Regions from separate parts of the Homo sapiens genome. Here region 1 is linked to region 2. Evidence: chromatin loops called from intact Hi-C (ENCODE). Cell type or tissue: PC-3. All regions are shown on one strand. Links, peaks and the distances in the headings refer to the core of each region. The heading gives the core; the rest is flanking DNA. Region 1 overlaps KANSL1 (KAT8 regulatory NSL complex subunit 1). Region 2 overlaps KANSL1 (KAT8 regulatory NSL complex subunit 1).

Region 1 (5,376 bases), core at 98-5,097, 73 kb before region 2:
TCTTTGTCCTCTTCAAGCTTAGTTGGATCCTCTTATTTTGTTATTTGTATGTGCTATTATTTCCAAGTCATGTCATATATATAACTGGTCTCCAACTAGATTATCCATGCCTCCTTATGGGAACTACCATGTGTTTTAACTGTAAGACAATTTTTAATGATGTCTGTGCACATGTAGTTTACAAGTAAATTTGCAAAAAATATAAACAATATGAGAGAGTTTTAGCTGATGCCTTATCCTGTTTAATTCTCAAATGTTTATATTTTAAAAACACTTAACTGAAGTATTCTAATGGAGGAAAAAATGGCATGACAAAGAAGTATGGAAATGGCTTACAGTTCTTGACTGGCTGTAGGACTGAACATGGAATTTGAGCATGAAGATTTTGAGCAAAATACTAGGCTACTTACTGTGTCTTTTTTCTTTTTTTTTTAGACAAAGTTTTGTTCTTATCGCCTAGGCTGGAGTGCAATGGTGCGATCTCGGCTCACTGCAACCTCTGCTTCCCAGGTTCAAGCGAATCTCCTGCCTCAGCCTCCCAAGTAGCTGGGATTACAGGTGCCCGTCACCACGCCTCGCTAATTTTTTGTATTTTTAGTAGAAACAAGGTTTCACTTGGACAGGCTGGTCTCAAACTCCTGACCTCAGGTGATCCACCCACCTCGGCTTCCCAAAGTGCTGGAATTACAGGCGTGAGCAACCGCACATGGCCTACTGTGTCTTCTTTAGAGAATAAGACTGTTATGTTTCAAGAATAAAGCAAATGACAAATAGTGAAAGGCTCTCAGTTATTCAAAGTACTGCCATTCCAGAGCAGCTCCTCCAGAGTGAATTAATTTTCTGTCTACTTTTCTTCCTTTCAAAAGTTAAACTGAGGTTAGAATGTTCAAATTCTGTATGTGATACTAATTTCTCTTTCAAAGAGATTGCTTGAGGCCGAGCATGGTGGCTCAGGCCTGTAATCCCAGCACTTTGGGAGGCTGAGGCGGGCAGATGACTTGAGGTCAGGAGTTCAAGACCAGCCTGACCAACATGGTGAAACCCCGTCTCTACTAAAAATACGAAAATTAGTAGGGAATGTGGTGGGTGCCTGTAATTCCAGCTACTTGGGAGGCTGAGGCAGAAGAATTACTTGAACCCTAGAGACAGACGCTGCAGTGAGTGAGATCACGCCATTGCACTCCAGACCAGGTGACAAGAGTGAAACCCTGTCTCAAAAAAACAAAAACAAAAAACCCCAAAATGATCACTCGAGCTCAGGACTTCGAGACCAGCCTGGGCAACAGGTGAAACCCCATGTCTCTACAAAAAAATACAAAAATTAGCCGGGAATGGTGGTGCAAGCCTAAGGTCCCAGCTACTCAGTAGGCTGAGGAGGGAGGATCGCTTGAGCCTGGGAGGTCAAGGCTGCAGTGAGTCGAGACTGCGCCACTGTACTCCAGCCTGGGCAGCACAGCAAGACCTTCACACACACACACACACACACACACACAGAGCAAGGCCTTGACACACACACACACACACACACACACACACACACACACACACCCCCCCAGAAGGGTGAAGGAGCAGAAAAGTACAGTGTATTGAGGCAGGGTCCCCCTTTCATCCCTACTACCCCAGTCCCACATATTCCACAGGGAGAACTTGCCTCCGGCTATCTCTAGAAGAATGAGAGAATTTTAATACTAAATCCAACAGAAAAACATCTTCTTTCTCACTTTGAAAATACGGTTTATTGGAAAAGAGTATGGTGTCTGGAGTCAGTGAACACTGAGTTCCAAATCCTGGCCCCACCACTTAGCTAGCTATTATCATTGAGCCCCCAGTCAGCTACTGAGAAATCAAACAAGTTCCAACGCACAATCTCCAGGAATAATGCTCCAACTTTAGTAAGTCTAAGAATTGCCTGAGAGAGTTAAGTCTCACGTACCTTTATGAAGAAAAAGCCTCTTAGTTATTATGTAAGATATCTATGAGACCATACTTTTTTTGTTTTGTTTTGTTTTTGAGATGGAGTCTCGCTCTTTCGCCCAGGCTGGAGTACAGTGGTGCGATCTCGGCTCACTGCAACCTCTGCCTCACGGGTTCAAGCAATTCTCCTGCCTCAGCCTCCCGAGTAGCTGGGATTACAGGCGTCCACCACCACACCTGGCTAATTTTTGTATTTTTAGTAGAGACGGGGTTTCACCATGTTGGCCAGGCTGGTCTCAAACTCCTGACCTCAGGTGATCTACCCACCTCGGTCTCCCAAAGTGCTGGGAATACAGGTGTGAGCCAATGCGCCCAGCTGAGACCATATTTTCAGAAATAGTCCTTAAAGACACTGAGGTTTAGCAACAGAACCCATCTTCAAGAAAATGAGTTGAACCAAAAATTAATTTGTTAATAAACTTACCAGTTCTTAAAAATAAATGTGGTAAAAAGGAACAAAACAAACAAAAAAGTGAATAAATAGAAGAAACCCTGGTACAGGCAAGGTGGTGTAGACTCTATTCTTTCTCCCAGCTCATCCCTGTTCTAAGCACAATTATAAATCCTGCAAATAACACAAGAGGCAATCAAAGGAAAACTCTGAAAGATAGAAAAGGGAAGGCAAACTAGTTAAAGGCCCCAGGACTAAAGGAACAACACAGTGACAAAAGCATCTAATAAACACTATCCAACCGAAAGAAGGTAACCCAAGTTTGGCATTTCCTGGCTTCCAAGAGAGCAACAAAGAGCATCTCAGACAGGCTCATTCCCTGCCTCCATATAAGGGAAGTATTTCCTTCAATACCAGGGAAGCACTGCAGCAACAGCAAGGGGGATGGATCAGGAGGTCTGCTAATAATAGGAAGCCAGAGGAAACGTTATTGCCCCATTTCTCTATTTCTTTTTACGGCAAATACTCATTATTCTAATTTGTCTCTTCTCACTGTTTCTTTAACACAGGGTTTCAACCCACTATTGCACCAAAGCTGCTGGTCAAGGTCACCAATGACCTCCACTGTACTAAATCCAATTTCCACATTTCAGTCCTTACCACCCTTGATCCATCACCAGTATCCAACAAAGGTGAGTACTCCCTCCTTCAAATACTTTCTCCACTTCTCTTTCAAGACATACTAACCTGGCTTTTCTATTGTCTTTTTGAATTCCTTGTAAGACTGCATATGCGAAATCACTAAATCTTCTTTCCTATACTTCCTTTCTAGGTGATCTTACCCAAACTCATGGCTTTAAGTATCCAACTATGTTTCTGACTCCCAAATTCCTACCTCGAGCTGAAATCGCTCCCCTCAACTCCAGATTCCTGTTTCTACCTGCCTACTCAACACTTCTATTTGAATGTCTAAAAAGTGTCTCAAACTTTACATGATCAAAATGAAGTTGATACTTTCCCCTCCCCAACTCCTATATGCCATCCCAAACCTGCTTCAACTAGATGGATCTGTTCAGGTCAAAAACCTCCATGTAATCCTTAATTTCAACCCCCCACCACCTCTATCTCTCTCATAAACACACTCAATTGGCAAATCTTATTGGCACTGTCTTCAAATATATCCAGTATTCAGCCACTTCTTGCCACTTCATTGTTAGTACTTTGGTTGAATCTTTCTAGATGAGTCCAAGAGCCTCTAAATGGGCTTCTAGCTCTCACCCTTGACCACTTTCAGGATATTATCATGAACATAGCAGCCAGCCTAATATTGTATAAAAGGATAAGTTCGATCATGTCACTCCTCTACCCAAAACCTAGCCTAGTTGTTTACCATCTCTAAAAACCCAAGTCCTGACAACGACCCTGTAAGGCCTCAAACAGAGAGCCTCTATCACCCAATCCCTGCTACCTCTCTGGCCTCATCTCCTGTTCTCCTCCTGGCTCATTCCATTCCAGTCACTGCTGTTTGCTGAACATGTTAGGCAAGCTGTCACCCACAGGACCTTTTATTTGCTATTCCTAAAGCAGATATCCTCACTTTCTTCAGGTCATTTCCTTACATGACACTTTATTAAGGCTTTCCCTTAACTGTCCTATAAAATTGCAACCCCTCTCCAAATACCCCCTACACACCTTTCTTTCCCGCTTCCTGGCTTTATTAATAGAACCTTCATGAAAATTATTTTTAATTATCTATCTTTCTTACTGTCTGTTTCCCCCACTAGAATCATATCCGGAAAACAGAGATTTTTGTCTTGTTCACCATAATATCTCTGGGTGCTTGGAACAATGCCTAGCAAATGGCAGGTACTCAAATATTTGTTCAAAGGGAAGGAAGGAAGCAGGAAGAGAGAGGGAATGAGGGTAACAGGCTGGAACTATGATCCTAACTTTTCCTTACAAAAGATTAAAACCAAAGTAATTCCAGACTGAAGCTAACCCCTTTTCTCATCTGGTGCCAACAGACCTCATAAAACTAACTCTGGCCTCCTCATAAAACTAACTCTGGCCTCTAATGCTGAAAGCGAGTCAAGCAATTATAGTCCACACTCTTAGTCCAAGTATACACAAACCAGGGAAAATAAAGCTATATTACAAAGTGAAAACTACTAACAAGATATTTGAGAGCTCTTCTTTTTTTGGAGATAGGATCTTGCACTGTCACCCGGGCTGAAGGGCAGTGATGCAATCATAGCTCACTATAGCCTCAATCACCTGAGCTCAAGCAACCACTCTCACCTCAGTCTCTGCAGTAGCTGGGACCTCAGATGTGCACCACCACGCCCAGCTAATTTTATTTTTTCATAGAAATGGAGCCTCACGATGTTGCCCAGGCTGGTCTCAAACTCCTAGGCTCAGGTGATTCTCCTGCCTCAGCCTTCCAAAATGTTGGGATTACAGGTGTGAGCCACTGCACCCAGTCTAATCCCAACCATACACAACTTGAATGGAAACTTGCTGAGGGTACTATAGATGTTCCAGAGTAAAAACGTTTCCGCTTTTACACATGGTAAAATACAAAATTCTCACATCTCAATTTCTATGCTTTTGCAAACCACTTACTAACAGAATCGTGAATTATATGATACGTGTAAGATAGTTAAGTTTTATTGGCAGATTTCGATTCTGCCACATCAAATTGAAAAATATTCTGTCATGTTCATCATTATATATTATATAAATTTGCCTCCCTCAAAAACCACACCCCCACCAAAAAAAAACCCTTAAGAAATAATTTTTAATGACATAGACCTCAAAGGTTGAGCTAGTTTTCAGTTAAAGAATGACTGAGGGCACAAAGGTGGACATTTTTACCATCCTAAAAATTGGAAGATATCACTCCCAGGGTGGCTGTGTGATTTCAATGACATAACATTTTTAAAGTCTAGCATTCCATTATAAGTGCTCAGTAAATGGGAAGTTGCTGCTGCTCTTACAAGCTTCTGACTACC
Region 2 (5,376 bases), core at 326-5,325:
AGCAAGACTCCATCTTAAAAAAAAAAAAAAAAATCCCATCTACTCCAAGACTTCTCTGAAATGATGTCTATGAACTTGACATTAACATATACACTTCAAAGACAATAGTTTATTTGATTTGCACTTTATCCTTGGTCTCAATATCCCCATAGGATACACAGCATAGTGTAGTTACTAAAACAATCATCTAAGTAAGGGGGTGGGGGAGGAGAGAGAGTGCAGAGAACAGGAAAAAGTGACCACTTTTTCCGAAAAAATTCCCATTCCTAATTCCTAAATCTTGAGATTTCTATACCAAAGAAATACCATTTATTGACTTGACATACCTTTATTGACTCGAAATACTATGCTAAGATTCAACATTACTCCCAAAGATATTCATAAGTAAGAGGAGCACTGACTCAAGTGAGCAAATCTCAGTTCCCATCCTGGCTCCACCTCCTGTAGGTTACTTAACTATTCTGTTCTTTAAGTCTCCTCATCTACAAGTAACAGAGCCTTCCCGACAAGGATGCTATGATGATGAAATAAGATACTTTCAATTACTTGGCCACGTACCTGGAGCAACCACCCAGTATTATTTGCACTTTTATTACACTGGAAACAAAAAGGAAACATAGAAGGAATGAATTTCCATGGCTTTTTAATGCACCTAGTTTGCAATTAGCTACAATTGCCATAAACCACCACCTAAGTTTAGTACTTTAATCTTTTCCCTGTTATGTCTAGACTTACTTTTAATATTTCATGATGTTGTTTATAATAAAAAGAAAACTGAATGCCAAAAACTCGGTTAAATTATTAAATATCCATACAATGGAATACTGTGCAACCCTAAGTGTGGCAGAGCTATATTTACTAACATAGAAAAGTGCTTGCTTCATTATTAAATGAAAAAAAGTTACAAAACAAAACACAGTATCATCTCAATTTTGCTTTAAAAAGTCATTGGTTAAGATTCTTTTGTCTTTTGTTTCTTGGCTTATGTAAAGTCTCCACCATAAACATGTATTACTTCTATAATAAAATGGAGAGAAACAAAAAGAAAACAATGGAAATTCTTAAAGAGCCAATAACTAAGTAAAACAAAATCACAGTAACATTCTTTTTTTTTTTTTAAGAGATGGAGTCTCGCTCTGTCACCCAGGCTGGAGAGCAGTGGCGTGATCTAAGCTCACTGCAAGCTCCACCTCCCGGGTTCACGCCATTCTCCTGCCTCAGCCTCCCCAGTAGCTGGAACTACAGGCGTCCGCCACCACGCCCAGCTAGTTTTTTGTATTTTTAGTAGAGACAGGGTTTCACCATGTTAGCCAGGATGGTCTCCATCTCCTGACCTCGTGATCTGCCCACCTTGGCCTCCCAAAGTGCTGGGATTACAGGCATGAGCCACCACGCCCGGCCCATAGTAACATTCTTAAATTTAATATACAGAGCAAAACAATGATTCCTATCCCACTTGACCCCTACAAAATTCAAAAAGCTTCAATCTTTGACAATGTAAAGCAGGGAAAGACTGTCAAATTTAAGCAGTTCTTAGAGAAGCTCAGGGCTAAAGGAAAAAAAAACGAAAAACAAAAAAAGGAAGCAGTTCTACACAAACAGCACAACAGCCTATCTGATAAATCATCTTTCTCCAAAGAATACAAAGCCTTAAAAGCTATAATTAACTGATTAATCCTCATAACAACCTGGGCAGTAGAATTAGGGCTGAGATTATAATTTCTAATTTACCGGTGGGGATAAAGTCAGACTGTACATTCAGAATAAAAATTCAAGCCCCAAATATCCCAATTTTTAGTTCATTCAGTTAGTAAACTATAATCTGACAAATACAGATGGAGCTGCTACACCTGCTGTCACTCACACAAATTGAGATTCTGCAGTAAGCTTGTACAGATAAAAGAAAAGGCTACCTATTCAAGGTCATTTAGCTATAAAAGGTTGGGCTAGATAATCAATAGTTTCTCTCTCAGTTTCAAAGAAGTATTTTAGGGTCTGGAAGATGTTAAATGCACTCAGCAAGCAAATACATTTCGGAAAAACTTCCCAGATGGAGACTCACAACGTATTGCATCATACTGAATATGCAAATGTTTACCTTTACCAAACTTTTTTAACAAGCACCTTTTTCCATTACATCTATTAATATCAAGCAGAAACATCATTGTGAGAAATACAAGTTGGGATAAAGTTCAAATATGTGACCTCTAGGGTCCCTTCCTATGTTAATTCTATTATTCTAAATTGCACCATCGGTCCAAGGACAAACTTCTACCTAACACAAGTGGCACTTGGGAAGCAAAAATATACTTCTAGGATAGAGTTTCTCAACCTAACCACTAACTGACATCTCACGATGAGTAATCTATCACAGGGGGCTATCCTGGCAGTAGCATGTTTAGCAACATCTCTGTTTTCCACCCACTAGATGCTAGTAGTGCCCTTCTGAAAATTATGACAATCAAAAATGTCTCCAGACATGTCAAATATGGGAGCTGGGGGGTTCAACATCACACCTCCCAACAGAGAACCATATCCTAAAGATTATACACACACATATATATACTCTTTCAAAAGCAAAACGTATCCAGCTGCTTCAAATACTGTAAGTCAGAACTAACTCCACACCCACAAATGAAAACCTCATTTATTCCCAGTCAATTTCCAAGACAAGACTCCAGATACACAAGAATAACCTGGAAGCATCCACCTTGCAAAAATATTTAGCTGCAGAGAACAAAGGGGAAGGAATAGGTCATCCAGGTGGCCAACAAGTATTACAACCACACTTGCACTGAAAGCAAAAGCAAAAATCAGATGGGGAAGAAAAGTTTGCCCATAATGTGGCTTCTACTAACCTCTTCCTTCACCATTACCTCATTTCTCTACACAAAGGACGGAAAGAAACAGCAGGAAGGATGATTAGGGAAGTGTCCATGAAGTTGCCGCAATTTTAGCTGAGACTTGAAAATTAGCTAAAATGTCATTATGCAAAAGGCTAGGACAAGAGAATGGTAATGTGGCATTCTAGTGAGAGGAAATGGCATAAGAAAAGGCAACGCTGTGTGGGAAAAGGCGACATTCTGAAGGTTAAAAGAAATGAACAATTTGGGCCGGGCGCAGTGACTCATGCCTATAATCCCAGGACTTTGGGAGGCTGAGGCGGGTAGATCACCTGAGATCAGGAGACCAGCCTGGCCAACATGGCGAAACCCCATCTCTACTAAAATTACCAAAAATTAGCCGGGTGTGGAGGCGCGCACCTGTACTCCCAGCTACTTGGAAGACTGAGACAGGATAATTGCTTGAACCCAGGAGGCAGAGGTTGCAGTGAGCTGAGATCGGGCCACTGCACTCCAGCTTGGGTAACAAGAGCGAGACTCCATCTTAAAAAAAAAAAAAAATTAACAATTTGCTTAAAACACAAAGCATATTTTAATAGAGGAAATAGTAGAATGAAGGTGGAAAGGCAGTTTGAAGCCAGATCCTTAACGGACAGCCTTTAATAGCCTTAATTCAGACTTAAAGACAGTAGAGGGGCCAGGCACAGTGGCTCACGCCTGCAATCCCCGCACTTTGGGAGGCTGAGGCGGGTGGATCACCTGAGGTCAGGAGTTTGAAACCAGCCTGGCCAACGTGGTGAAAACCCGCCTCTAATAAAAATACAAAAAAATCAGCTGGGTGTGGTGGCGGGCACCTGTAATCCCAGCTGCTCGGGAAGCTGTGGTAGGAGAATCGCTGAAACCTGAGCGGCAGAGGTTGCAGTGAGCCGAGATCGCACCATTGCACTCCAGCCTGGGTGACAAAAGTGAGACTCCATCTCAAAAAAAGAAATAAATAATAAAAATAAAAATAAAAAATTTAGCCGGGCATGATGGCAGGTGCCTGTAGTCCCAGCTACTAGGGAGGCTGAGGCATGAGAATCACTTGAACCCAGGAGGCAGAGGCTGCAATGAGCTAAGATTGAGCCACTGCATTTCAGCCAGGGCGACAAAGAGAGGCTCTGTCTCAAAAACAAAAACAAACAAACAAAGACAGCAGAGGCCAGGTGCAGCGGCTCAGACATGTAATCCCAGCACTCTGGGAGGCCAAGGCAAAAGGATTGCTTGAGGCCAGGAGTTTGAGACCAGCCTGGTCAACATAGCGAGATCGAGTCTCTGAAAAATAAAAAGTATATACATATATATATACACACACATATATATGTATATGTATATATAAAATAATGACAGCAGAGTATCATTAAACACTTTTTAAATGGGAGTGAAACATCAGACTGTGCTTTAGAGAGATCAGTTGGGTAGGATGGATTGAAAGTAAGTAAAAAGGCATCTATAGATGGCAAAGACCAATAAAAAAGCTACCACAATAATCCAGATAGGATGCAATGAGAACTTCAACCAGAAAATAATAGTCAAAGTCTCTACCAAAGCTTAAATCCAGAAATGTGAAGGGGCCAGTCTAACAAAAAGGCCAAATATATGACAAACAAAAACATGATGGCTTATAAAGAATGGAAAGAAAGCTCTCTTTTCCTTCATAATTTCATCTCCTTTGTGACGAAATCCTTCTTTTCTCACGAAGCTTTTCAGGTTTGGTATGTCCTCTCTATACTTCTAACACTATCAGTCTAGCCCAGGTCCTCATCAGCTCCTGTCTAGATTATCACAACAGCTTCCTGACTAGTGCCTCAGTGCCCCAAACTATCCTTTACCTTTTTATCATCTCACTTTCCTACTCTGAACAAGTTCCTCACACTTTTTTTTTTTTTGAGACAAAGTCTCGCTCTTGTCCCCCAGGCTGGAGTGCGATGGCGCGATCTCCGCTCACTGCAACCTCCGCCTCCCAGGTTCAAACGATTCTCCTACCACAACCTCCCGAGCAGCTGGGATTACCGGTGCCTGCCACCACAGCCAGCTAATTTTTTTGTAATTTTAGTAGAGATGGGGTTTCACCACGTTGGCCAGGCTGGTTTCGAACTCCTGACCTCAGGTGATCGACCCGCCTCGGCCTCCCAAAGTGCTGGAATTACAGGCATGAGCCACCACACCCAGCCCCTCACACCTTTTTAATGAGTTCAAATTCTTCAAGATGAAACTTAACGTCAGGGCAAGCACATCAATTGATACGGACCCAGAACTCCCCACAGATTCCCAACTCCGTATCTTTGCCTATGTTGCTACCTCTACCTGGAAGGTCCTTCTTCTACTTTTTTTTTTTGTCCCCAAACTTACTAATTTTTCAATACATAGCATCTCCACAAAAACTTCTTAGACTCTTCCAATTCATATCACTTTCTTCCTGCTTGAATTGTATAATGCACTTAAAGTCACTGTCATTCAGTTCAAATTATCTGAATTTTCCCTAATTGTTAAC

The links. Hi-C counts contacts between places; a loop is a spot of excess contacts. Peaks named below come from ENCODE experiments on the same cell type or tissue, not always from the same donor. Only the 100,000 strongest peaks of a DNase experiment are listed, where the experiment ranks them.
Region 1: it touches region 2 in a loop (2.6-fold over the local background); 19 of 110 quality-filtered maps call a loop at or near these places.

The regions. Positions count from the first base shown.
Region 1 is chr17:46,104,401-46,109,776 of GRCh38, forward strand. All of the region lies in intron 2 of KANSL1 (KAT8 regulatory NSL complex subunit 1), which reads right to left. Among named protein-coding and RNA genes, the nearest start is that of KANSL1, 86 kb to the right of the region's middle. In PC-3, for the core only: no CTCF peak of the experiment used is centred there; no DNase peak of the experiment used is centred there; H3K4me3 peaks cover 604 bases; H3K27ac peaks cover 1,312 bases.
Region 2 is chr17:46,176,676-46,182,051 of GRCh38, forward strand. The region is part of intron 1 of KANSL1 (KAT8 regulatory NSL complex subunit 1); the gene reads right to left. Among named protein-coding and RNA genes, the nearest start is that of KANSL1, 14 kb to the right of the region's middle. In PC-3, for the core only: no CTCF peak of the experiment used is centred there; a DNase peak (open chromatin) is centred at 2,346; H3K27ac peaks cover 1,130 bases.